Regions from separate parts of the Mus musculus genome. Here region 2 is linked to region 1. Evidence: chromatin loops called from intact Hi-C (ENCODE). Cell type or tissue: heart. All regions are shown on one strand. Each heading gives the region's core, and the rest is flanking DNA. Links, peaks and the distances in the headings are about the cores only. Region 1 overlaps Hydin (HYDIN, axonemal central pair apparatus protein). Region 2 overlaps Hydin (HYDIN, axonemal central pair apparatus protein).

Region 1 (5,384 bases), core at 242-5,241:
GCGCGTTCACAGCCCTGGGCTAGGGATGGCTCTGTGGCTGTTATGCAAGCGTGAGTCCTTGAGTTCAGATCTCCTGCACCTGGGTTACAACAACAGCAGTCCCAGCACTGTGTGTGTGTGTGTGTGTGTGTGTGTGTGTGTGTGTGTGTGTGTGTGTAGTTAGGTATAACCCCACAGTCTAGCTGAATGGCTGAGCTCCAGGGTCAGTGGGAGTCTCCATCTCTAAAGACTTAGGTAGAGAGTGATCAAGACGTAAACATTGACATTTAGCCTCCACATACATGTATACACATGTGCACAGGCACAATACATGTGTACACAATACATCTGTGCACACACATTCTCACTGCCATACACACACGTACCTGTAACATCCCCCCACACACACACACTTATACAGTATACACACCCTTAAATACTTCCTCTAGGATAATAGACTGAGACAGTATATAGGCTGGAGACACAGAGTTCTCCACTAAAAAGATATTTCTTCTTGCACCTTAGAAATAGGAGGAAAAAAAGGAAATTAGAAAAAATGCTAAATAAATTACTATACGTCCAAGCTAAAATTGAGTCGTGGCCAAAAAAATAGGCATGAGCAGAGATTTTCATACATACAGGCAGGAGCAAATTGGTGTAGCCTCTTTGACATGTAACTTGGCAGGTGTATCAATATTTAAAATGCATACTTCCTCTTCTAAATTACTCTCCAGATATGCCTCTGTGCTTATGTGAAGCTAAAACTAGCCTTGTACATCACCGTTTTGTTTATAAGAGCATGAACATTTTGGAAACAATTGTGCCAACAGGAGATTAACTGAATAAACCAAATTACATCTGCACAAGGCAGTGCTAGGAGTTCTATTATAAAAAGCAAAGAGGTTCTTCCGTATTAAATAAAGAATGCTAGGTTAAAAAAAAAAAAAAGGACACATAGTACTCTACCATTCCTGTCAAGGCAGAAGTACATAAAAACAACAACTAATGGTTACTTTTTAATATTATGTGTGTATGTGTGTATATATATACATATATACATATATGTGAATATATATTCGTATATATGAATTTTTGCCTGCGTGTGCAAATGTGCACCATATGTATGCAGTACCCACAGAGACCAGAAGAGGGCATCAGATTCTCTAGAACTGGACAAATGGTAATGAGCACTCTGGCAGGTGCTGGGAATAGAACCCAGATCCCTGTAAGAACAGCTATCGCTCTTTCTGAGCCACCATCTCTCCAGCCCCCAAAGCTAGCGCATATTGAGCACCTAATACACTTCCCATACTCGTAAGCTTTATTCTCACGGTCTCTGGTGGTGGGAACCACTATCCTTTCCCACTTCAGTGAGGAGATGCCTGCACCAAGCAGTCCAGGTCACAGACTCAGCAATCTATGTCTTTTAAATGGTGGCGTGCGTGCGTGCGTGCGTGCGTGCGTGTGCATGCGCGTGCGTGTGCGTGTGTGTGTGTGTGTGTGTGTGTGTGTGTGTGTGTGTGTATGTGTGTGCATGCATGTGTGTGTGTGTGCATGCGTGTGTGTGTGTGTGTGTGTGTATGTGTGTGTGTGTGTGTTTGCTTATGCACAGAATAGCCAAGAAGCACCAGGGTCATGAGGGCAGAGGTTTTCTTTCTCCTGTTCTGTCCACCATTTTATCCCTTGTACCTGGAACTAGTCCATAGTATGACTTCTGTAAGCATTAGTCAAGTAAAGACGGGAGAGTAGGTTAAAAGCTCGCCCTGCTCTTCCAGAGGACACGCCCCGCAGCTCCCACAGCTGGAGAATCACAGCACCTGTCACTCCAGCTGCAGAGCATCTGGCGCCATCTTCCAGTCTCTGTGGAACCTCCACTGATGCGCACTTACCCACTCTCAAATGCACACATATACACATGAAAATAGTTTAAAATAAATTCTCAAAAGTTCATCGTATTAAGACAATAATCAGATGGAGTCTATCAAAAAAAATAAAGCAACAGTGGTTACCTGTTTGAAACTGAAGAGTAAGGAATATTGCTGGAAGTATTATTTTGTAACACATACACCCTTTTTGCTACCTTACCTTTGCATCATGAATATGTGCCAACTACTTTTAATACTTTAAATGATGCTTGTGAAGACTATTCTACCACATGAGGTGTAGGCAAACATATACGCACAGGACAGAGATGCATATACATGCATGAGTACTGTAAACTATTAATTGATTGTAATTTCTTTCCTTACATCTTTCCCTACCTTTTCATTTCACACGTTTGTCTTCTGAATATTCAACAATGTCCATCTTCAGAGACTCTTGTCACAGAAAATTCATGCAATACAGAAATATCAGAACAAGACTCCTTTGAATCCCACCATTCATAAGAAAATACTACTGAAATTCTTAGCAATCTCCCAGATAATGGTTTTGCACATTCAGGCCTCAGAGTGAGTTTACACCCACCCACCCACTCATGCCTTCAGAGCCTGACTCACATGAGGCCTCTGTAATCTCACAAGAATGAAACACACCTTTTCTCTCAAGGGCATGTTGTATGCATTGATCCTGGTCCACAAATACACATGGAGTCATCCTCTGTGGAAAGAGAGGTGCCATACACATGCTGTTTAAAGTGTGCTGTTTCTGGTGGGCAGACAGCTTACTTTCAGAACTCCTCTGTTAAAAATGACTCTGCCATAAAGTCCGTATATATGCATTTTGAGCATTGTCCAAGTGTCATCATAGGAAAAAAAAATGTCCAGGTTTTAAAAAAAAATGTATTTTCAATTACCTAGTCTTGTGTTAGGGTGGGCATATGCATATGTATGCAGTACCCATGGTGGCCAGAAGAGGGAGCCAGATGCACTCAAGCTGGAGTTACAGATGCCCATGAGCCACTCAGCAAGGGTGCTGGGGACCAAACAAGAATCCTTTGCTCTTAGCCACTGAGCTATCTCTCCATCTCCTACAGGCTCCATTCTTACCATCATAGTCGCTATATTTCCTTCTTCTTACAAGGAAGGAGAGGTGTGCATTAGTGATGAGCCGTGGCGTGTGCTTGCTAGCTTTTCTTCCCTCTGTCACTTCCAGGCGATAAAATACAGCTCCGCGGGAACGGAAAGAAGCCAGAGCCAGCCGGACTACCCAGAATGCATGTGGATCTATGAACAGGATGAGATGCTGTCTATTGGAATAGAAGAAGTAAGTGATAACCCCAAGGTCCTCAGTCACCCAGCACTGACACTTCCCAGCACCTTCTCCAAATTGGAAAATGCCATCTACCCGGAGCGTTTCCACTGTCACCTTCACACGGGCTCGAGAGTCAAAAGTCAAGAATGTCCATCCCATAAACAACCACCAAACCCAGACACTATTGCATATGCCAGCAAGATTTTGCTGACAGGACCCTGCGATAGCTGTCTCTTGTGAGGCTAAGCCAGTGCCTGGCAAATACAGAAATGGATGCTCACAGTCATCTATTGGATGGAACACGGGGTCCCCAATGGAGGAGCTAGAGAAAGTACCCAAGGAGCTGAAGGGGTCTGTAACCCTATAGGTGGAACAACAAAATGAACTAACCAGTACCCCCCAGAACTATGTATCTAGTTGCATATGTAGCAGAGGATGGCCTAGTCAGCCATCAATGGGGTGAGAGGCCCTTGGTCTTTCGAAGATCATATGCCCTAGTACAGGGGAATGCTGGGGCCAGGAAGTGGGAGTGGGTGGGTTGGGAGTGGGGTGGGGGGTTGGGGAGAAGGGAGGGAAGGGTATAGGGAAATGTAAATAAAGAAAATACCTAATAAAAAACAAGAATGCAAGTCAAGAATGAGTTTTAACTCACCCACGGCAGCCCCGTCACCCTGACAGTCAGTCCCTTGTGGGATGCCTTTCTGTGCAGGTGTTTGACATTCTGCCTCTCTACGGAGTTCTGCGGCCCTACAGCAGCCATCAGATATCGTTTACCTTCTATGGACACTGTGACATCATCGCCCGGGCCAAAGCTCTGTGTGAGGTGGAAGGAGGGCCCACCTATGAAGTACTACTGAAGGGGGAGGCGTCCCTGGTCAACTACTCCTTTGACACGAAGGACATTAACTATGGATTGCAGGTACTGCAGACATCGGGGTGGGGGGTGGGAGGGTTTCTGGGTTTGCCTCAAACGTGGCTTGTGGTCCTCAGGACTCTGGCCATTCATCCACATTCAGCTCCCTGCCCCAGTCCCTGTTTTCAGTCTTTTTCTCTTGCTCCCCTCGGTGCCTCCTCCACTTCAGCATCACAAGCTGCTTACTGTCCCTCTGTCTCTCTCATTAGCACTAGCTTCTCACACCCCTCCAGTCAGAGGCTCCAAGGCTTTCTTGCTGCCCCATCCCACACACCCCACATACCCTCAGCGTGCAGCGTTTCCAAGTTACCCACCTCAGTCCCACTCCAAATCACTCCAGTCCCACCACAGGCCCTACCTAGATAATTGTTTCGATGTTTTGGGTTTTGATCTTGAAAGACCGGGTGTCATGCAGCCCCCAGCTTACCACAAACCTTCACTGTTGTAGCCAAGGGACAATCTCAAACTCCTCATCCTCCCACCTACGCATCCCAAGGGCTAGGATTGCATGCATGCATAGTGACACCCAGCTGCCATGCCTAAATACTACAGCAGTCTGCCCATACTGGAGTACATAAAGGACCTGGGGTCTGATTCAGTGGACCCAGCATTGGGCCCAGGGTTTCAGTTTTTCAAAACCAGACTCCCTGACACATAACGTCAGTACCTCTGGCCTACAGACACATACCAAGCAAGGGATCAAGTCGGTACTGACCCATTTAGGCGTCGTTGTCAGATAAGTTTTCCCGAAAGTGTATCTTTATCCCATCATCCCCTGGGCAGCTCATCCCAGCGGCGCAGTGCTGAGAAAAGAGCACACTTCTGTTTTGTTGTTGTAGTTGTTCTGGGTTTTTTGTTCTGTTTTGTTTTATTTTGGTTTTCGTCTTGTTTTCTTATCCTGTCTGGATTCCCACCATTACCTTAGGAATCCTGCCTCATCTCTCTGAGCCTCAGCATCTCTCATCTACGAGATGGGGGTGGACAGCGATGCCATCCCACCAGTCAGTGTTTTGCCCTGGTCGAGGTAGACAGTCACCAAGAGTTCCCTTCTCTGTCCCCAATTAGATCACTTACTGAGGATGTCCTAAGCCTTTTTTTTTAAGATTTATTTATTATATGTAAGTACACTGTAGCTGTCTTCAGACACTGCAGAAGAGGGCGTCAGATCTTGTTACAGATGGTTGTGAGCCACCATGTGGTTGCTGGGATTTGAACTCCGGACCTTCGGAAGAGCAGTCGGGTGCTCTAACCCACTGAGCCATCTCACCAGCCCCTGGAGTCTTTTTAATAATGGTTTTAT
Region 2 (5,384 bases), core at 184-5,183, 120 kb after region 1:
CCTTTAAAAGAGTGTATGTAAGGGGGCTGGTGAAATGGCTCAGTGGGTAAGAGCACTGACTGCTCCCCCAAAGGTCCTGAGTTCAAATTCCAGCAACCACATGGTGGCTCACAACCACCCATAATGAGATCTGACGCCCTCTTCTGGTGCATCTGAAGTCAGCTACAGTGTACTTATGTATAATAATAAATAAATCTTTTTAAAAGAGAGAGAGAGAGAAAGAAAGAGAGAGAGAGAGAGAATGTAAAAGCCAGGCTGTATAAATAAAATTGCCACCTAGTAATAATAAGATTGATGATTCAATGTGTTAAAAAGAGCAAAAGCTTGAGTAGACTCTTCTTTACAAAATCAACAGCATAAAATCCAGGCATGGTGTCACATACCTGAAATCCCAGCACTTAGGAGGTAGAGGCAGGAGGAGTAGGCATTTGGGGTCTGCCTCTGGAGTTGGGTACTAACCTGAGCTATATGAGACCCCATCTCAAAAGAAATGTGTTTGAAGTTTCTATTTATGAATGGCCAACAAGCACACAGGCCCAGCTTCCCCTCTCTCCAGGGAAAAGGAATCTTGGCAGATGACCAGAGTCAGCCATAGGGGGAGAGGGCTGCGTAGAGCAGTCACAGGTGAGCCCGGACATCTCTCCATGCAGGATACTTCTTTGGACACGTGACCTTGGCCGAGACACTAAGCTTTGCTACGCTTCCATTCCCACGTCTATAAGGGGCAATGGCGTTGCAGATGCATTGTGGGATCGTGTGTAGCTGGGCAAGCACTAATCCCCCAGCAAGCACCAGATGCTGTCTGTCAGTGACGTCATTCTCACTGACAGCTCTGGGCGCAACAGCAATAGGCGTGAAGCCCACCCCAGCTTGAAGGGCTGAGGTCTTGCTTGTTCTTTGGGGTTGCCTTGCTGCCCCTACTGGCAAAATGCTAACAATGGGCCAAGCTGCTCCAAAGGGTCTTCTAAAGCCGGGCGTGGTGGTGCATGCCTTTAATCCCAGCACTTGGGAGGCAGAGGCAGGCAGATTTCTGAGTTCGGGGCCAGGCTGGTCTACAGAGTGAGTTCCAGGACAGCCAGGCCAACACAGAGAAACCCTGTCTCGAGGAAAAGAAAAAAAAAAAAAAGCCAGACTACAGACCCTAAAGAGAAAGAATGCCTGGCAGGGATCAAACTGGCAGGTCATGCCACACCCTACCTTACATCATGTGCCCAGCAAGGCTCCCAGGCAGCAGGGGAGCCTGGGTATGGACAGAGAACCCTAGACTAACCTCTGCTCTCCCCCTGCTTCTTCCCACTCACCCTGTGAACGCAGGTGATCTTCCGGAACGAGGTGACCAACGAGTTCTTATACTATACTGTGAGCTTCAGGGTCACCCCTTCTGGCATTATAAAAACCATCCAGATGACAAGCCCAGTCCGCCAGAGTGTATCAGCCTCCATCAAGTTGGAGAACCCCCTGCCCTACTCAGTGACCTTTTCAACAGAATGCAAGTTGAGTGACATTAGCCTGCCTTCCCAGTTCGCTGTGCCTCCAAACTCTGAGGTAGGCCCTGGCTGCCAGGGGACCCTTAAGGGCTATGACAGAGGCTTCTACCCATGGAGCCTCTGGATCTGTGTTCTGCCTAGCTTAAGTGTGGGCCAGCCCTGGTAGAAAGCAAGAAGAATGGCAAGGGACAGGCAGCCTTGTGTTCCTTTCTTCTGTAGCCAAAGTCTTCATGTGAACTAGGGACATGTGGCTTTGGTGTGGACAGGTACAATGGACTTGTATAAAATGACTCTGTCTATTGATTGTTCACCTTGTTCAAACCAAAGGGAAAACATCTTTTTTGCTAATTATAAAAGTAGCACAGAGCTAGAAGTGGACCTTAGTGGCTGGGCACTTGCCCAGCATGCACAGAGTATCCTGAGTTCGATCCCCAGTTCACACACACACACATACAAAGGAGCATGGATCTTAGTGTGCAAAGAAAAACAAGGTGTGAAAAGTATCAGGATAAAATACACACACACATATAAACACGCATACATATACATACATTAACATACACATACATATACATACTTTATACACATGTACCATATACACATATTTATATGCATGCATGCAAATGTACACACACATACATATATACACATGCCCATGCATATACACATGCACCACACACATCTTTATATGTGCACACATGTACACACACATAAATACATATACATACACATATGCACACATATATACATGTGCCCATGCATACACACATGCACCATACACATCTTTATATGTGCATACATGCACACACACATAAATACATATACATACACATATACACACACATATATATGCCCACTCATATATACATGTAGCACAAACATATTTATATGCACACATACATATGCATGCTTCTATACTTGTTGCTGTACTTGCTTATTCACAGAATGTTCTGGAGAGGCACACAAAACCTCTGACTGTGGTTAGGAGAACATGAGCCGGGAGAAAATGGACTTTCCTATCAGTTTATCATTCCAAAATTCACTGTCTAAATGTTATTGAAATCCCTGCTCTAACGTCCCTCCTCAGCTCTTGTCCGGCTCTGCCTTGTCCCCTTCACTACTCCAGCCTCTTCCTTTGCCTCCAGGATTTAACTTAGTTTCCTTTGCACACCTGCCCATTGTCAGTGGGGTTTAATCTGTCCTTTGTCTCCTGTGTCTTTGGTGTGATCCAGTAAGCTCTACTCAGAGATTTCTCTCCAGCTGGGCTGTTTCAGAAGTAGGATCCAGCCATTGGTCAGTTCTTGTCCATGGTGTTTTGCTTTAAGTTGGGTTTGGGTTGGCTTCTCTGAGGCAGTGTCTCCCTGGGTCACCCAGGATGGCCTCAAACTCATGATCTTCCTATTTTTGTCCTAGCCTCTCAGTTTTTGAGTAATCAAATGTTCTCTACTGCCCCCACTAGGCTAATTCTATGACTGCACCTCAGAGTCAAACAAACCAGTCCTCCAGCTTCCCCTGCCTTTGTCAGATTATCCCACCAAGGTTTCCAGGTCACGTGGATCCCCTCAGTTAAGGGGTGAGCTGGGTTCTCTGGCTCTCAGTGTTGATGATCCCAACCAAGCAGGAGCTAGAATGACACCAGGTTCATGTCATTTGGCTCTCCCAACGTTTGAGTCTGAAGTTGCCTTTACTCTCTGTTTCATTATAGACGTTAGCTTGCTCTTGTTATTCTGAGCCTACTTGATCTCCCATCTCTGGGAATAGGGAATTGATGTGTCTTATGCACATCAGCTTAGAGAAGGGCTTGTTGACAGCAAGTAAAGCTGCAGCCACTGAGTTAACTCTCGTTAACTCTCGTGATGGCTTATACTCTTATTACTATTCAGGATTATGTCAGCTATTCTTGACTCTTTATTTCTATGCAAATCTTGAGGCCAAGTTGCTCAGAAAAAAATAAAGGCAAAGAAAAGAACTCAGGGATTTTTTAATGGAATTCCATCGAACCTACAGATCATCCTAAGAATCACTTATCTGTTGTCTGGTGATCCATAACAAATTACTCTCCAATTTAGCATCTTGTCAGGCAGCAAGCGTTTGCTCCCTGCACGGTGGCAGCCTGGCTGGGTGGTCTTTGCTCAGGGGTCTCTCAGGAGGCTAGAGTCAGGCAGTCATCCAAATATCTAGTCTCCCCACACCAGACACTAGATAATCTGCTTCCAGACTGGGACTTGTGGTTTCTGGGAAGGCTTTTAGCTCCCTGTGGGCAGTTGGCTAGGGCCTCAATTAGTCATCATGTGGACCTCTTCTTAGAGCCTTTTCCAACATGGCCTACTTCCCAAGAGTGAAAGATGTGAGGGAAAGGACGAGCCTGCAAGAGAGAACAGAGTAGACAAGACAGAAGCTTGCAGGCATGCTCCTTCCCTGCCTATTCTCAAGAGTGACAAAGTGCTTCTGCTTTATCTCTACCCAGCCCTGGCCTGGAATTTCTTTAAGGAGGAAAACAATTAGAAGCTCTGGGGTTTCCACCCCAAGCCTTGTGCATTCCTGGAAAGCTTTGTCCTACTGAACTACAGACCCGTTTCCCCATCGCACCTCACCCCTGCTTTTTTGAGCCAGGGTCTCTCTAAGTTGCTTAGGCTGCCCTGGAACTCACTGTCTAACCTAGGCGGGTTTTGATCTTGTGCTCCTCCTATCTCAGGCTCTCAGGTAGCCAGAGCAAAGAAAGTTTGACTATGCTCTTTGCTCAGGCATGCCAGGGTAAACTATATTTGTTTTTTTTTTGTTGTTGTTGGTTTTTTTTTTTTTGCATTTGTCTATTTCACGTCCCTTTGTATTATAAAATTATTTCTGTATTATGTTCTTTTTGATAAACATCTATGGCTTTAGTGATACCCCTTTCATTCTGATTTTTTTTCAGTAAGAGTTGTTTTTCTTTCTTAATTATTTTAATGATGCGCACATTCGTGTCTGCATGTGGGCATGTGCACAGAAGTACAGGTGCCTGAAAAGGTTAGAGCTGTTGGATCCCTAAGGAGATAAGAGCCACCTGACGTGGGTTCTGAGACTTGAACCCTGGTCCTCTGGACAAACAGTTTGCATTCTGAACTGATGAGCCCTCTCCCCAGCCTGTGTTTGTTTTGTGTTTTTTTTTCAATAGCTACTCACAGCAAAACATTTCAAGCTTTAGAGAAGTATATAAAATAGAAAGTTTAAAGTCCTATACAATTTCCCCCAAATGTAACACCAAAACCAGCTCTTCTAACAGACTCTTTTCTACAAGCAGACAACAAAAATGGGCCAGCAAAGTGGCTCAGTTGGTAGAAGCTCTTACACACGGGCCTGACAACTTGAGTTTTGGTCCTTGGATCCCAGGATCAAACCAGCAGAGAATCAGTTCTGCACATGTGCACACAAACAGTAAATTAATTTTGAATCAGTTAGTGTGAGCTTTATATTCATTTTTTTTCAGACCTCCTGTCTTTTTAGGGTCTTACTGCTGTGAACAGACACCATAACCAAGGTAACTCTTACAAGGACAACATTTAATTGAGGCTGACTTACAGGTTCAGTCCATTATCATCAAGGCAGGAGCATAGCATCATTCAGGCAGGCATGGTGTGAGATGAGCTAAGTTCTACATCTTCACCTGAAGGCTACTAGCAGAACACTGGCTTCCAGGCAGCTAGGATAAGGGTCTTAAAGGCCATGCCCACAGTGACACACCCACCCCAGTAAGGCCTCACCCACTCCAACAAGACCATACCTACTCCAACAGGGCCACACCTTCTAATAGTGCCACTCCCTGGACCAAGCATATACAAACCATCACAACCCCTTTCTTTCCCTTACCATAGCAACACCTTTCATTACAATTTTACCTCCTCCTTTTTTGGCAGTGCA

The links. Peaks named below come from ENCODE experiments on the same cell type or tissue, not always from the same donor. Only the 100,000 strongest peaks of a DNase experiment are listed, where the experiment ranks them.
Region 2: a loop joins it to region 1, with 2.3 times the contacts of the local background. A loop is called at or near these places in 7 of 42 quality-filtered maps.

What each region holds. Positions count from the first base shown.
Region 1 is chr8:110,486,709-110,492,092 of GRCm38, forward strand. Hydin (HYDIN, axonemal central pair apparatus protein) reads left to right here. Exons shown (of 87, transcript NM_172916.2): 27 at 3,073-3,183; 28 at 3,881-4,090. Among named protein-coding and RNA genes, the nearest start is that of Gm21283, 13 kb to the right of the region's middle. In heart, for the core only: CTCF peaks have their summits at 1,110 (motif pointing right) and 2,825 (motif pointing right); no DNase peak of the experiment used is centred there.
Region 2 is chr8:110,601,848-110,607,231 of GRCm38, forward strand. Hydin (HYDIN, axonemal central pair apparatus protein) reads left to right here. Exons shown (of 87, transcript NM_172916.2): 85 at 1,315-1,545. Among named protein-coding and RNA genes, the nearest start is that of Vac14, 14 kb to the right of the region's middle. In heart, for the core only: a CTCF peak has its summit at 2,950; no DNase peak of the experiment used is centred there; H3K27me3 peaks cover 334 bases.